2 separate regions of the Mus musculus genome follow, and region 1 is linked to region 2. The links are chromatin loops, found by intact Hi-C in ENCODE. Cell type or tissue: left cerebral cortex. All regions are shown on one strand.

Region 1 (8,000 bases), 140 kb before region 2:
ATTTTGTGATGCACAAGTAGATGGGACACTAAAATGCCCAGTGTTGTTTAAATGAGAGAACCAGGGTAAGTTCAGAGGCCGACCTTAAAGATCTATGGAATAATTCTGCAAGAAGAAAGTCCCAAAGAGAATAGCTGACACTTAGAGAGAAGTAAAGGGAGTGTGTGTGTGTGTGTGGGGGGGGGGTGCAGCAGAGTGACATTGCATGTGCTGAGCATGCATTGAGTCATGGTTCCAATCCAAGCCCCTCCCCTGGCAACCATGTGCAGCATCATGGCGGTCCTCCTTGGATACCTTACTTTCCGTGGTTCCAATCACCTCATGCCAGCAGTGGCTTGGCAATATTAGATGGAAAAATTTGCAGAAGTAAACAGCTCATACCTTTTAAGTTGCATACGGTTCTGAGTAGCATGATGCAGTCTCTTGTTATCCCTATTTTGACTGGGACATCATTCCTCCCTGTGTACAGCAGGCCTAGTATATATTCACTACCCACCCACTAGTCCATGACAATCTCAGTTTTGAAGATAGACTGGCATAAAATCTCTTTGCTTATGTTAAAGGCACCTTTATTTTACTTAATAGTGGTTGCCAAGTTCAATGGTGGTGTTGAAAAGGGTGCACCAGAACCTAAAACATGGAAGAAGAGATGAATTCTGGTTCTATGTGGCAGCTGCAGGACCTATAGGCACATATACTGCATGACCTGGTTTGGGTGTTTTCTATCATTTCCGGTATCTGCTGGGCATCTTGGGACACATTCTATTGGGAATGGGGCCTGACTACTCTACTGTTATAATCGGATCTATTTCCCTAATTGTATAAGCAGACAAGCCCTGTCCGGGCCTCTCAACAGCTCTGTGATGTTGTCTCCCTATTTTCTCTCTCATTTCTGGGTTCTGGATTTTCTTTGTTCATATTTGTATTTTTCTCATTTTATTCAATACTGACTTTGGACACTCTCTTCATTCTACTCCTGCCAAATGCACGAAATTCTTACATTTCAAACCCTCCCTTCATGTTTCTCTGTTGCTCTTAGCAGCTCATGCTTCAAATGGAGCAAGGTGTAACTGTTAAACTAGCTTTCTGGTGGGCATCAAGATGTGTTTGTTACTCCCCTAGACCGAGCCATGGCTCTTTGGTTCCATTGTTCCCAGTCCTAAGGGAAGACAGAATCATCATGGTGAGGAGGCGGCTGCTCACCCCAGGGTCACCAGGAGCAAGAAAACAAAGAGGAAGGGTTTGAAGACATCATATACTCTGCTGACTGACTTTCTTAAGTAGATTTCCAATTAGGAATGAACTCACCACTGACAAAGTTCATAACTCAGTGATCTAATCTCAGCTCAGTAATGACACAGCTGGTGGCCAAGCCTTCCATACAGGAGTTTTTGGGGTGGAGGATGCATCATACTAAAAGCGTTAACAGTTGTTTTTCCCAGTTAAAAACAAAGGCCTGTGACACAGGGAAACCAACAACCTACTGTAGCAGTTATACAGCTAAGAAAAACACAGCTCAACACTATAGCTGGGCTGCTTGTCTCTCGAGGTCAGGCTGGTAACCCTCACAGATGTCAAAACTCATCCTTGTTTCCTGTGCAGCTCTAACGATAGCCACCAGGCATCTACCGAACCCATTCTTCCCTTCAGACAAGCAAGATGGTGGGATCTGTCTCACCCAAGCTAGTACATTTACTTACCCCGGGTTGCAGTGAATCTAATGAGGTGAGCTAGCTGGCTCTCAATGACACTAAAATAACAACAAAGGCAAAGTGAAACTAAGATCAGAAGGCAGAGACAATTCTAGGCCACACTTTCTGCTGGTAGATAACCGACCCCCCCCCACCCCCGAGTAAAAAGCATCAGATAAAGAAACCCTGAAAGACAAAGAACCCACCTGAGGAGGGCTTACAGAATGCTTCCTTTTGTTTCTGGACTCCCCCTCCATCATAGCACCTACAGTGGCACTCCTCCTCAAAAGCTGCCTAAATTCCTAAGATATAAAAGTCTAGCTCCTCTGCCAAAGCTACTTCGAATATGCTACCCTGGGACCATTTCTATATCAATCCTGAACCCTTCTCAAGTTCTCTGGTGTTTTTTTTTTCTAATGGTTTCTTACACTTGAATCACTTAACTAGAAGAAAAAGCCATTGTCTATTCTATCTTCCCCAGCATGGGGTTAGCCAGAGCTCTGGTGGAGAAGGTTTCCCTCTTTCCCTCAGTCCGAGCTGCCGTCTAATTTAATTCACTTATATGACACTATAGGAACAGCTGCCCCTTGTTTCAGAGAAAATAATAGCAGTGGGAATAGCATAATAGCAGGAGGCTAACCTAAAAATATGATAGGGCTATCCTACAATCTACCTCTCGTGTGTTCTGATTGTTTTTGTCAGTGTTGACGGGCATATGGTGAGTCACGAAATGGTCTCAGCCATTTCCTCTTAAAATAACCCATCCATTTCTAAAACACTCACAGGTTGTGAAGCACTTTTCCCCACATTATCTCATTTGCCTTTCACATCAAACTCACCATGTCCAAATTGCAATAATTTCCCTCTCTCAAAGATACTCCACCCTTAGGGCTCTCTATTACCGTAACCACCCGCAACCTCCAGCTCTGATAATGTTCCTCACTCTGCTCCTACTCCCCATCCCTTAGCACTCACTAGTTTAAACCTCCCTAACCTGTCCTACTGAACAGATATCACTATTTCGTCTGTTGAGTAGCAAATGCCATTGCTGTAAGTGACATCATTATCCAGAATATCGCTTTCAGTAGAGAGTACCATGGAACACTGAAAAATAAAAATAAAAATAAAAATAAAAATAAAAATAAATAAAGGAAGGAAGGAAAGAGACACTTGTGGTCAGCCCCATAACCTTCCCAGAAGGGCTTAGGGTTTTATGGGAACGTAACTCCATCCACTGGATCACCTTCTTGTTTACTGTGCCCACATCTTCTTTTGCATTATAGGCCCACAGTTGTGTAGTCTTAACATAGATCATAAAACACCGAAGGTGAAAACACTTAATCTTTGATCATTGGAAAAGCATCCTTAGTACTTTCAATGCCCTTCGATGTTAGTGAAGGGCCCGACTTAACACTACAAACTCCATTTTGCTCTCAGACTCCATTTCATGACTAACTTGCCCTCTAAATAAACTCAGCTATTGGGGAAAAAAAACCTGACTTGTTACAGAAGCCATGTCACCTGAGTAAATAGCCACTCCACCTCCAGCAACAAGCAAACAGGTCTTAAGGTCTTACTGACTGTCTTGAAGTAGATTGATTAAGCTAGCAACCATTGTTCATATCAAGCTGAAATCATTACCAGCCAACAGAAGTGCTCCAAGCAAATGCCAAGCAATCATGTAACGACCAAGTTGGAAAGTCCTTTACCATGTTACAACAACCATGATAAATAGGCAAGGCTTGTACCAGCTCAGACTTCCACACCATCCACTGTGCTGAAGACCCAGAAGGGTCCCAGCTCAAACTTGAATAAGGACTCTTTGCTTTTGTATATGAGTTGGAGTCTTGGTGGTCTCTGGTGGTCTGTGAGGACCTTACAATCTGGGCATAACAGTTATTTCTTCTCTTTCAAACCCATTTAACAAACCACAGCCTTACTATGTATCTACAATAATGCTGTGCTTCTTCAAACCATAGATCTAATTTCCTATCCAAATCTAAGCAAGACATGACATCCAAGTACTATTGATATTTAATTTGCAGTCATTCCACACTCAGTATTTGATTTGATCTCTCAGTGTCCCATGATCTCCCACACCTAAGTCATTTTTATCTATGAAATAAAATGTCAAGAAATGTCTCCTTCATTCTAGCTTTCCAAGTTCAAGGCCACCCAGTCTGCAAAGCCAAATATCCCTGCAAAGAGAGGTTCCTTTCATTCTAGCTTTCCAAGTTCAAGGCCACCCAATCTGCAAAGCCAAATATCCCTGCAAAGAGAGGTTCTCAAGCACTCAGCAGAAAGGAGACTGCTTCTTACTTCCAATGATATATACAACTCACTTCAGACTAAGGGACACAGAACAATTTCTAATATAAATTCAGATCCTACTATTATCCCTTGTTTTACTATTCTATGAACTTATATGTACAAGAAACTAATTCCATTGAATTGTCAGATATAGATGAGACCTACAGATGTCTAGAATGCATGCTGCTTTCAAAGAGCTTCAAGCTAAAGGGAAATAAATAATTGAATTTGTGAATTATTATATAACTACATTTTGCAGATGGGACACACACATACACCCCTCAGCCTTATTTCTTCTTAATATTGCATATTTTTTTCTAATAAGTATGGCTGTGCTCACTACTAGTCTTGACTGCTTGTTGTCTGTAGTGCCATGTCTGGAATATTGCTGGTATTCATGACAGAAAAGGAGAAAACAACAAATTGTACTCTGGAGGCTTCCACAGAGAAGGGACACACATTAGTTCTGTTTGTATTTCATTGACCAATTTGATGTCAAAGAGCTGGAAGTAATTATGGTATTTCTCCTGAGTGGGATACCAAATATATTTTTAATAGCAAGGTCAACGATGATGAGTTTTAAAAAAATGTATCAAAATCACATTAGCAAGTGACAGAACAGGGACTAGGGACTAGAAAAGCAATTTGGTTCTCTCTTCATTTCATTGAAAGGAAGTTACTAACAGAGGGGTCTGGAGCTGGGATGCCCAAAAGCAACTGTGTTCTAAAGATGCAAACTGGGCTGACCTGCTGAGAACTTCAGAAGGGAAAGGAAACAAAAGAAAATAAGAGCTTGCTTAATGTCACTTCTCTCAGCATCTCATCCGCAACCGGAGGAGCATCAGCCACTGTGGCCATAGAAGGAAATACAGGAAGTGGCAGCCTCTGTCACTGTCAATTGCCTTTAAAGGATGCTAGACACAGTGAGAGAGCTGTAAATGGCACAAAGCTCTGACTGCATTACCTGGACTCCAAGTTCCATTACCAGCAATCACAAGACAAAAGGCCTTGGGAAGTTTGACAGAACAGGGATTAATGGGGCATAGAGGAAGCTGAGAAAGACTTTACTCACATTCTTCTTTTAACTTTCATTAATTTTCCGATTATTGGAAATTTTACTCAAATTTAGTTTATGTGAGTTAGAGACTTTTTTTTTGCTTTGGGTTGTCCAATCAGGTACAGCCCCTGATTGCTCATGGTGGCTATATTGCAGTATTAAATACTGCAATTAAATTAAGTAACACATCTCTTTGAGGGTACTAAAAACTAGAAAGGAAGAAAAGCTGGGGCAGACATGACTTGGGCTGTAGAAGGATTCTTTGGGTCCCTTTTGGCTGTATATATGAGGTTCTCTTCCAGTGTCTGGTTGCCTGGCTTCTAATGTCTGGTACCTGAGTCTCTCTTGCCCATTGCCTGACAGCATGGAGGTGGGAAATGGCTGAGAGATCAAGTGCTTTACCAAGTAGTGGTTAGAAAAGCCTTAATGCTCAGCTTCCTTCCCTTCTCCTAACACAAAGGGGCATAATTTATGCTACAGAGCTCCTTCCTGGTGGAGGTGGCTTGAATGAGAAATGCCCCCCACCCCCCATAGGTTTTGGTATTTAGCTCCCAGTTTGTAGCACTGTTTGGAGAATGTTAGGTGGTGTAGCCTAACTGGAGGAAAATATGTCACTGAAAGTAGACTTTGAAATTAAAAGTCTCATTCCACTTCTAGTTTACTCTCCCCTTTTGGGGCGTGAGCTCTCAGCTTCCTCATCTAGCCATTATGCCTCCCTTTTTAGAGAGTGAGCTCTCAGCTTCCTGATCTAGCCATCATGCCTGCCTCCTGCCATGCATCCCCAGATGATGGACTGTTATCCCCTTGAGACTATGAGCCCAAATAAATGCTTTCTTGTGTATAAGTTGCTTGGTCATGGCATTTTTATCACAGCAACAGAAAAATAAACAAAACACTTGGTCAGGCCAAGGTTGAGTTTGGGCCTGTAGGTGATTCTTTCTTTGCTAGATGTCCTGGCCATTAAGAATGATATCACAGGTAGCTGACTATAATGGACACAATTGACCAGTTGCCCCTGAACTCCACTGTGGATTTTTGCTAAGGTTATGCCTCGTCTGGACTACTCCTACCCTCAGCTGAAGATGGTGGGATTCTGCAGCAAGCTGTTGTAGGGAGCCCTGGGGAATCCACTCTCAATGTTTGCTTGAAAACTGACTTGAATGTTACACAATGTGTGCATGTATCAAAATATCACATGGCAACCTGTAAATGTGTAAGGCCTCTTTCTAGGTCACAAAAAGGGAACGAAAGTGGCAAAGGTCATGAGAACAGGCTCTGGTGAAGATCTGACACTCAGTGAAGGAAAAAGGCAGGCAACAGAGTGAGAACATTCTAGGTTGCTGACCAGGCTGAGGAAAATCCAGTGCAGACAGTGGATTCCTGCGTCTCCTTCGCTGCATCATCCTTGACTGGGGAATTTACTCCCAGGAAGTATAGCAGACACTAACCATGGAGAAATGTCACTTGATATCTCTCTCAAAGACCCATGCCTGTCTTGTTCTCTTATACAGCTCAGGGCCACCCTGCCTAGGGTCTGGTAGTAGCCACATTGGGATGCAACATCAACTACTGATGTAGATATGCTCTTCCTGAGTTTGCAGACAGACCGATGTGATCTGGGCAATCCTTTATTTAAGATTGCCTTCTCAGGGCTAGGCAGATGGCTCAGTGGTTAAAAGCACTGGTGCTCTTCTGGAAAATATGAGTTCAATTCTGAGCACCCAGATGGTGATTCACAACCATCTGCAATTCCCAGGAGAGCCAATGCTCTCTTCTGGCCTCCATAGGAACAAGGTATGCATATGATATGGTGCACAGACACATCCAGGCAGAATCTCCTTACACATAAATCTAATAAAATTTTAAAATAATAGATTTCCTTCTCAACTGACTCGGGGCTATGTCAAATTAGTCATTTAATCTGACTAGGGTAGGATGCTTTGTCTGGAAACTCTAGTAACTTTAGAGTCTGAGAAAAAGGTAAGAGGAGAGAGCAAGTTCTGCATGACTGGATTTGCCAAACCCAAGAGATTTTCTTAATAATTGTGATACACCTTGAAAACATGGCAGAGAGTAGACAGATATACTGGATCAAAGGAAATACAGTGGTCTGGGTGAAAGGTTAGGCTGACGCAGACTAAAGCAGAATTGGAGAACCATAGCTCTTGGCACATTATACTCCAAGAGTGGAAATCATTGCACTTTGCAATGCATGAAATGTCTCAAGCCAATTTACATACTAAACCATTTCCCCAGTGTGATGGTTTTAGAGGTGACATCTTTGGTAGGTAATTTTGTCATGAGAGTTGAATCTTTATTCCTGGAATTATGACCTTTCCAAAGGACTCTGGAGAGGAGGAGGAGGAGGAGGAGGAGGAGGAGGAGGAGGAGGAGGAGGAGGAGGAGGAGCAGGAGCAGGAGCAGGAGCAGGAGCAGGAGCAGGAGCAGGAGCAGGAGCAGGAGCAGGAGCAGGAGCAGGAGCAGGAGGAAGCAGGTAGGTCTAGAATAAACAGAGTGATTGAAAGCATACCTCAGGATACCCTGTAAGCTTGTCTTAACAGGGCCACTTTGAGGTACTCCAGTATGGGGTTGCTTTCTTTGGATACAATAAGTAAGTAGTATTGATTGTGCTGGTTGTCCTGAAGAGGGACAGGGAGTGGCTACAGCCTCCATTGCTAGACCTGATCAACTTTTGTTGATCAACTTTTACATTTTGTTTTATTGTTAAATTTTGAGAGGGAGCAAGGTCATAGGAGAAACACAGTAGAAATCTAGTTGTTTTTTTTTTCAAACTTCTAGAGCAGTACCTAAAGCCAGTAATAAATTGTCCCAAGCTGCATCAGAGCCCTCCTCCATCCTCCAGAAACCCTACTTCTGCATCAACAAAAGGAACTGTGTTCCTTTACTGCTGCCTTTTGCCGCTGAGTCATAAGATTAAATTG
Region 2 (8,000 bases):
CTAGAAGCAGCATTTTCCACTCTTGTGTAGTATGTCCTTCTAAGATTTCTTCTTCTTCTCCTTCTTCTCCTTCTTCTCCTTCTTCTTCTTCTTCTTCTTCTTCTCCTCCTCCTCCTCCTCCTCCTCCTTCTCTTTCTCCTCCTCCTCCTCCTCCTTCTTCTCCTTCTCCTTCTTCCTCTCCTCCTCCTCCCTTCTTCTTCTTCTTCTTCTTCTTCTTCTTCTTCTTCTTCTTCTTCTTCTTCTTCTTCTTTTCTTCTCCTTCTCCATCTCTTCTTCTTCTTCTTCTTCTTCTTCTTCTTCTTCTTCTTCTTCTTCTTCTTCTTCTTCTTCTTCTTCTTCTTCTTCTTCTTCATCTTCTGCACCAGCACCAGCACCAGCACCAGCACCAGCACCACCAGCATTGTATTTTCAACTGGAATATAGAATTGTAAGTCTCCATATGGCTTTTTCATAATCTTTTGATTTAGTTAACTGTTTCTTCCACCCTCTTGTTCCCATAATCCCCAACACCTTCTTGCTTAAACTTTCTCACTCTAGTATTTCCCATTGCTACTTTCACATTACTTATGTCCTACTATCCTCCCTTCCTTAAGGTAACCTCTTTCAATGCCCTCTTTCTGGTTTCCTGGCTTCTACAGGTATTTCAAACTTAACACACTCAATTAGAAAGTCAAAACTAGAATCCACATATGAGAGAAAGTATGTGGCATTTATTTTTAGTGCCTGGTAACCCTCACTTAATACACTTTTTTTTTCAGTTTTATCAATTTATTCTCAAAATTTATCATTTCATTTTTCTTTATAGATGAATGACATTCCATTTGCATATGTAGTACATTTTCATTATCCATTCATCGGTCAATTGACATCCAGACTAATGTTATTTCCTAGCTATCATGACTAGGTCTGCAGTGAACATGGAGGATAAAGTATCTCTATAGCAAGAAATAGAGTCCTTTGGATATATGCCTGGGAATGCTAGAGCTAGATCATATGGTGGTTCTCTCTCTACATTGTTGAGGGGTCAGCACACTGATTTCCACAGAGGCTATACCAGTTTAAAATCCCATACATTGAGTTGTAAATATTCCTCTTTCCTCACATCTCCAGCATTTGCTGTCATTTGATTCCTCCATGATAACCATTCTGACTGGAGTTCTTAACGGAGTTTTGATATACATTTGCCCAATAGTTACTGATATTGAACAATTTTAAAATGTTTATTAAACAAATCAAAACCAAAATATACTTTAAAGAAAAATGTATTACTAGAAACAAAGCATTTGATAGTTTTTGTTCCTGTCACAAGGATATTTTCTTTCAAGACCACCTCACAACCTCCCCCACACTAACTTGGTGCCCTACAAGTCAATTCAATTCCATACTGACTGCTTAGTTTCAAACTCAACAGGTTAAGAGCTCAGACACACCTTCATCCCAGGTGCCACTGCAAGTATAAGATCCCTCAGTTAACCAAATTTCCTTCTAAACAGGCTATAAATGTGCATGTTCCTATAATATCCACTCTCCAGTTTCAACAGTTTTCAGGGTAAAAATCACAGAAAGATGGAGTTCTAAACCACCTGATCAGAAGGCAAACAAAATAGAGAGAGGGTGGCACAGATTCCCCATGCACTCTGAGCACAACATTGTCCTAGCGCTGTGATACAGTCCATCTTTAGAGTTTTTATGGAATTCTCAGTCCACAGGCATGATTAAGTCACTGGCCATTGGTGATCAACAGACCTCCCTCCTGCCTGGGTTTGAGGTATATGGCTGAAATCTCTGTTTCTAATCAGCACTTGTTTTTTTTTTAATATCCAATCCTCATCCCAAAACTAAGAGCCTGACTGTAGGAGTCACCTCATGTGATGACCATTCCTGGTTGCCAACTCAACTGTATCTGGAATGAACTACAATCCAGAAATGGAGGGCACACCTGTGATCCAGATCTTGAAGGCACAGGTTTCTGACATGGATCTTAACACAGAGATCTTAAGGCATAGTGGCCATGAGAAGCTTAGGACCAAGCAAGCTAGTACATACCTTTAATCCCGGCAGATTGAGGCAAGCAGATCTCTGAGTTCAAGGTCAACCTGGAACAAAGCAAGTTCCAGATCCAGGTATGGTGGTACACACTTATAATCTGGGCCACACCTCCTACATTGGAAGAAGGAAGATTCACTCTTCTTTGACTGCTTTCATTCACTTACCAACACATCTGTTGGAACCTACTTCTCAGAAGATCAACTTAAAGAACTAGTCTTGTGGGAGGTCTGAACAACTACTAGATTCTTGGACTTCCCGTTCACAGCTGACCATTGTTGGGTTAATTGGACTACAGACTGTAAGTCATCACAATAAACTCCCTTAATATATAGATACTTTCCATACATTCTGTGACTCTAGAGAACCCTAAAACACCTCAGTAGAACAAGTCATAGTCCTGTCATTCTGATAATTCAGGATGAACCCTGCTCCAAGAAGTTAATACAAACCCCAACTAGCATTCATTTACATCACTAGCACACCTTTTATCAAGAGATAATATGTGCCAAAAGTTTCTAAAAAGAAATCCAAAATGTAGAGCAAAATTTGCCTGAACCAAAAGGTAAAATAGATGACTGCACACAATAACTATTTAACAGCTATAACCCAGCAGAAGACCAACAGAGAAGTAGGTTTTAACATGTATGTAAACCAGCAAGACGAGTGCACATCCATAAAGCCAATAGCTCCTCCCAATAGCAACAGACCATGTAGCCTTCTCAGGTGTATGCAGAACATCATCCACACTGGCCGTGAGTTAGTTAGCCTATGAAACAAAAGTTTCAAACAATGTAAAGAAATTTAAATCAAATAAGGCATATTCTCCAGATGTAAATTTGGGGGACTCATGAGAGGTGAAAATGAAACAACATACATCTAACTCATAGTGGATCGCTGTGGTGGTTTGAATAAAAATGGCCCACATAGGCTCATAGGGAGCAGCACTATTAGCAGGTGTAGCCTTGTCAGAGTGGGTGTGGCTTTGTTAGAGTGGGTGTGACCTTGTTGGAGTGGTTGTGACCTTGTTGGAGTGGGTGTGGCCTTGATTGAGGAAGTGTGCCGTTGAGGGTAGGCTTGGAGGTTTCAGATGTTTAAGCCAGGCCCAATGTATCATTCTCTCTTCCTGATGCCTGAGAATCCAAATGTAAAACTCTCAGCCCCTCTGCAGTACCCTATTTGCCTGCCCTCTGCCATGCTTCCCACCATGACAATTATGGACTAACCCCTTGAGCTGTAAGCCAGCCCCAGTTAAGTGTTTCCTATATAACAGTTGCCAGCACGTATGTAGCAGAAGACCATCTGCCTTGTCTCGCCCCAGTGGGAGATGATGTGCTTAATCCTGTAGAGACTTGATGCTCCAGGGAAGTGAGATGTCCTGGGCACCCTCTCAGAGGCGAAGGGGAGGGGTATAAGGTGAAGAATTCTGGGAGGGGGTACCTGGAGGGGATCAACATTTGGAATGTAAATAAACAAAATAATTAATTTAAAAAAAGAAGTGTTGCCCTGGTCATAGTGTCTTTTCACAGCAATAGAAACCCTAAGACAAAAGAAATTACAAGGCAACCTTCAGAGGCTGCACACATTGTTTTCTTATGTGTGTATGTCAGCATTAATGTGCACAGCTACAACTCTGGTGTGTAGAGGTGCCATTAATCTGAAACGCTATCCAAACAAAGTAGTTTACATTACTGTGAGGAAACATAAAGCAATATAAATAGGAAAATATAGATCAATCAACCTCTGCCACACAGGATTTTGTGGTGGACCAAATACAATAATATGTAGTGAGACCTTTGCCATTTATAATACAAAGATGAGTCACTGCAGTTGCTCATCTGTTCAGGTTGGTAGACATTCCATCTAGATCCAAGGCTGACTCAACCTCTAATTGAACAAACTCTAAAAAAAGAAAAAACAAAAAGGAGAGAAAGAGAGAGAGAGAGAGAGAGAGAGAGAGAGAGAGAGAGAGGAAGAAAGAAAGAAAGAAAGAAAGAAAGAAAGAAAGAAAGAAAGAAAGAAAGAAAGAAAGAAAGAAAGAAAGAAAGAAAGAAAGAAAGAAAGAGAAAAGAAAGAAAAGTAGATCATTGTACTGAATTCAATATTTGCTTGCCAACATTTGAACTTTAATTCAAGCACGGGAGTGCGTTTCTCCACAAGGCTGATGAGAGTCTGGCTTTCTGGGAGCAGAGGTCTACAACGGTAGGCATTACCAAATACGGAAGCACGTAGGTGTCCTGTTTCTTGCAGATGGCCTTGTCTTGATTGAACATAGTTCCTCATTTTTCTCAAAGGTTTTAAGTAATGTCTTTTTATGTTGGGGAAAAAAAACAATGAATGGGACTGAATAAAATTCTACAGCCTTGAATTATAAATGCAGGCAGAACATACATGGTGACACACGCCTATAATCTCAGCACTCGGGAGGCAGAGTAGTGAGTTCAAGGTCATTTTAGGCTATGTAGCAAGACCCTATGTTATATACATATATTCAGACAGATTTGAAGTTTGCAGAGTCTCATCTTAGACCTATGCTATCAGCTATATAATACCCTTCTCTAAATCTGGCATATATGCAGCTCAGCTCTCAGAGGAAATAAGAAACAGCTTGTGTGACATCAGAATATAAAGCAATTTTATATATTGGAGAAAGAGTAAAACTTCAATACTTTCACATACTCCCCTCCAGGATTTCCCATCAAGAGATCATTTTAAAACATAACATGGCTCAAAATAGCCTTGGCATTTGGCCCAGTTCATTTGCCACAACTGAGAATTTTCTTTGGCATTCCATTTTATTGTAAAATGTTATGTATCTTCATAATATCTCTGTGTTTATCTTTATGATAAAGTTGATTCTTTTCTTCTCTTTCCCCTTACTCCCTTCCTCTCCCTACGTCTCCATCCCTTTCCCTCCCTGCCCCTCCTCCCATCCCCAGCACCCTACCTTCTGTGTGTTCCTACACCAGAGATAGGTATCTTTCTCCACCACTCTCCACCTTACTTACTGAGACAGAGTCTCTGGTTTGACTAGGCTGGAAAGACAATGAACTCCAGGGATCCACTTGTCTCTGCTCCCCCAGTCCTGGGATTATAGAAGTTACAGATGAGTACCACAATATCTCACAATTTTGTAGGTCCTGGGGTTCAAACACAGGTCCTCCTATTTGCATGACAGCCACTTTACCAACTGAACCAACTACCCCATCCCTTCCTTCCCATTTTAAAATAAAAAGTAGTTTAAGTGACTTCATAATGACACTCTGAAGAGGATCCACCTGTGTAGCTTCCAGCCACAGCTTCATACCGCACTGCGTTCCCCATTTAGAACTCTGGGATAGTGCCGTGAGAGAATCCTGCTGCCTCTCTCTCCCAGATCCTTGCCTGATACAAAACCTTGTTTACAATTCTGGGGAAGCAAGCCTGAAGATACTGTTATGGCCTGCTTCCCGGGGCTCTCTGCTGATTATCGGGGCTCAGCTTACACAGTGTGTTCTGCTCACTGATGTATCATCCCCGTGCTTGGCACTATGCTGAGCACACTGGAGGTGTTCTACTGACATTTCTCAGATGACTAATACTGCCCAGGGATCTTGTTTATCGAATCCTTTGTTCCAAGAAATAAATAATGTATCCCAAAATAAAATATTGAACAGGAATTATTGTTTATTGGGGTTTAAGGCTAGGCATGTACATACGGCCATCTCATGATTTGGGGACATAAAAATGGGCAGGCAGGATGGTGCATTGACTGTGGGTTTGGAGTGATCACCTGCCTCAAGCTCGCTGACTTGCCTTTGGTGATGGCCCATAACCTGAAGTTCCATGCACATTCAGGGCTTAACGATTCATCATTTGTGGCTGGCAAGATGTTCAGTGGATAAAGTCACTTGCAGAATGCACAGTAGAAATAGAAAAGCAGACCCTGAGAATTATTCTCTCTCTCTCTCTCTCTCTCTCTCTCTCTCACACACACACACACACACACACAGAGAGAGAGAGAGAGAGAGAGAGAGAGAGAGAGAGAGAGAGAGAGAGAGAGTAAACTTTAAGTTGAGAGAAGTAAGACCAGTAACTCTGAAATGAAGGCTCACTCCTGTCAGCCTCAACAGCTCTCCTCTCAGAAGGAAATCCTTCTGAAGGCCAGGGATACCAAAGGGATGGATGCTTTGTTTCTGACAAAAGGGTTATTGACATAGCTTGACTGAAATGGTGTAGCATTTGAATATCTCACACCCTAGTGGGTCTACCTAGGGCCTCCTTTTACCTCATTGCTCTGTGGATGCAACCCAGTTAGAAGCTACTTACTGCATGTGTGGATCACAGCCAGCTGAGCTGAGTACATCCTAGCAAATATCTGTTCCAAATATAAAATAACACACTAGGTTTTAAAGACTTTGGAGGAGAAGAGAAACATAAAATAATCTCAATAATTTCGCATTGATTGTATGTCAAACTGACAACATAGCCTTGGATTGATCATGTCTGTCCACTCTCTTCTGAAAAGGGAAGTGGGCCCAATTAATGTCTAGAATTTCTGCATCTGATAGAAGACAATAAGCCACTTTAGGTTAATCCTCCAACAAATGGCCTCTGAAAAAAATTTTGAAGGGATCATAAGCAAACAAAGTCTTTGTAAATTAAATATATGAGTAAGCATACTATAGTCCAACAATCTACAGACATGCCACAGTAGTTGTTTGAGGGGGAAACAGATAATTAATATAAAAGGAAATAAACTAAGGGTCTATATTTGTTACTTTTTTCATTATTACAACAAAATACCCGAGAAATGCATTTTAAAGGAAGAAGTGTAGTCTATGAGACAGGGAAGACAGGGTGGCATGGGGCCCCTGGTCACACTGTACATGCAGTTAGAGCAGGAGAGGACATGAATGCTGGTGCTCAGTTGCTTTTCTCCTTTTATACATTTCTGGACCCAGCTGGTGGAATGGTGCCAAATGCATCCCAGATTCAATTAAACCTGTCCAGTCACTTCTTCCCAGGCATGCCCAGAGACTTGTCATGTAGATGATTCTAGAACTGGCCAAGTTGGCAATTAATACTAGCCATCACAGGACCCTTGCACAATATGAAGATAGTAGTTTGTCATAAACTAGGGTTGTCTAACTTTCTGTGTATGAAGTCCCAAAAATTAAAGATTATCATTTACAAAAAGTATTGGTCTGGATGGGCTCCCTGCTCAGAGTAGAAAGCTGGAAGCACCAAGAGAAACAAATGGGTCAGAAAGACGTCAGGCTCACCTGTCTTTAGGGCCCCAGACAACCACTCTGAATGCTAAGTTAACTCATGTCTCACCTGGGACCACAGGCTACAGCCATCCAGTCTCTGCTCTGTTCACAAAGCAGAAGAAAAAACTTCATTTAAAAAGATTGCTCTGACTTTACATAATGAGACGTTATGTAAAGAACAAACTTTATTTCAGGGACAGTACTGACCAGAGCAAACAGTGATAAGGAGAAAGGATTAAAAACATGTCAATCACATTTATGCCTCTGAGCATTCAGTGTGTACACAAACCTCACCCCATCAGCAGTTTCTCCAGGCACCAAACCCACTAACACGTCGGTGTTGAAAAAAATTTAGGTGACCATCTCAGCATCCACCGACTTGTTTCGGGGCTGGATGAAGGAGGTATTTTCATCAGCACCATCTGTTAAGAATTTGCTCATTTTGCAAGTTGATTTAAAAAAAAAAGCAGCAAGATTATTTTGACAGTTGTCTCCTGATGTCCTCCGCTGTGAGTTACAATGCATCTTTCTAAAATTCATACCTTTAAGTCCTAACACCCGGCATCCTAGAAAATGATGCAAATAGGCTCGATGCTGGTGTGACTAAGATGAGGTCAAACTGCAGCAGTGACTGGCATCATGTTTTAAAAGGGAACTGAGAGAGAGAGAGAGAGAGAGAGAGAGAGATGTGACAATGAAGGA

The links. Hi-C counts contacts between places; a loop is a spot of excess contacts. Peaks named below come from ENCODE experiments on the same cell type or tissue, not always from the same donor. Only the 100,000 strongest peaks of a DNase experiment are listed, where the experiment ranks them.
Region 1: it touches region 2 in a loop (2.9-fold over the local background); 2 of 42 quality-filtered maps call a loop at or near these places.

Annotation. Positions count from the first base shown.
Region 1 is chr1:169,754,750-169,762,749 of GRCm38, forward strand. No RefSeq gene overlaps it. Among named protein-coding and RNA genes, the nearest start is that of Rgs4, 11 kb to the left of the region's middle. In left cerebral cortex, no CTCF peak of the experiment used is centred here; DNase peaks (open chromatin) are centred at 2,049, 2,358, 4,881, 6,734 and 1 more place.
Region 2 is chr1:169,891,110-169,899,109 of GRCm38, forward strand. No RefSeq gene overlaps it. Among named protein-coding and RNA genes, the nearest start is that of Gm39699, 31 kb to the right of the region's middle. In left cerebral cortex, no CTCF peak of the experiment used is centred here; DNase peaks (open chromatin) are centred at 4,746, 5,400, 6,335 and 7,716; H3K27ac peaks cover 3,690 bases.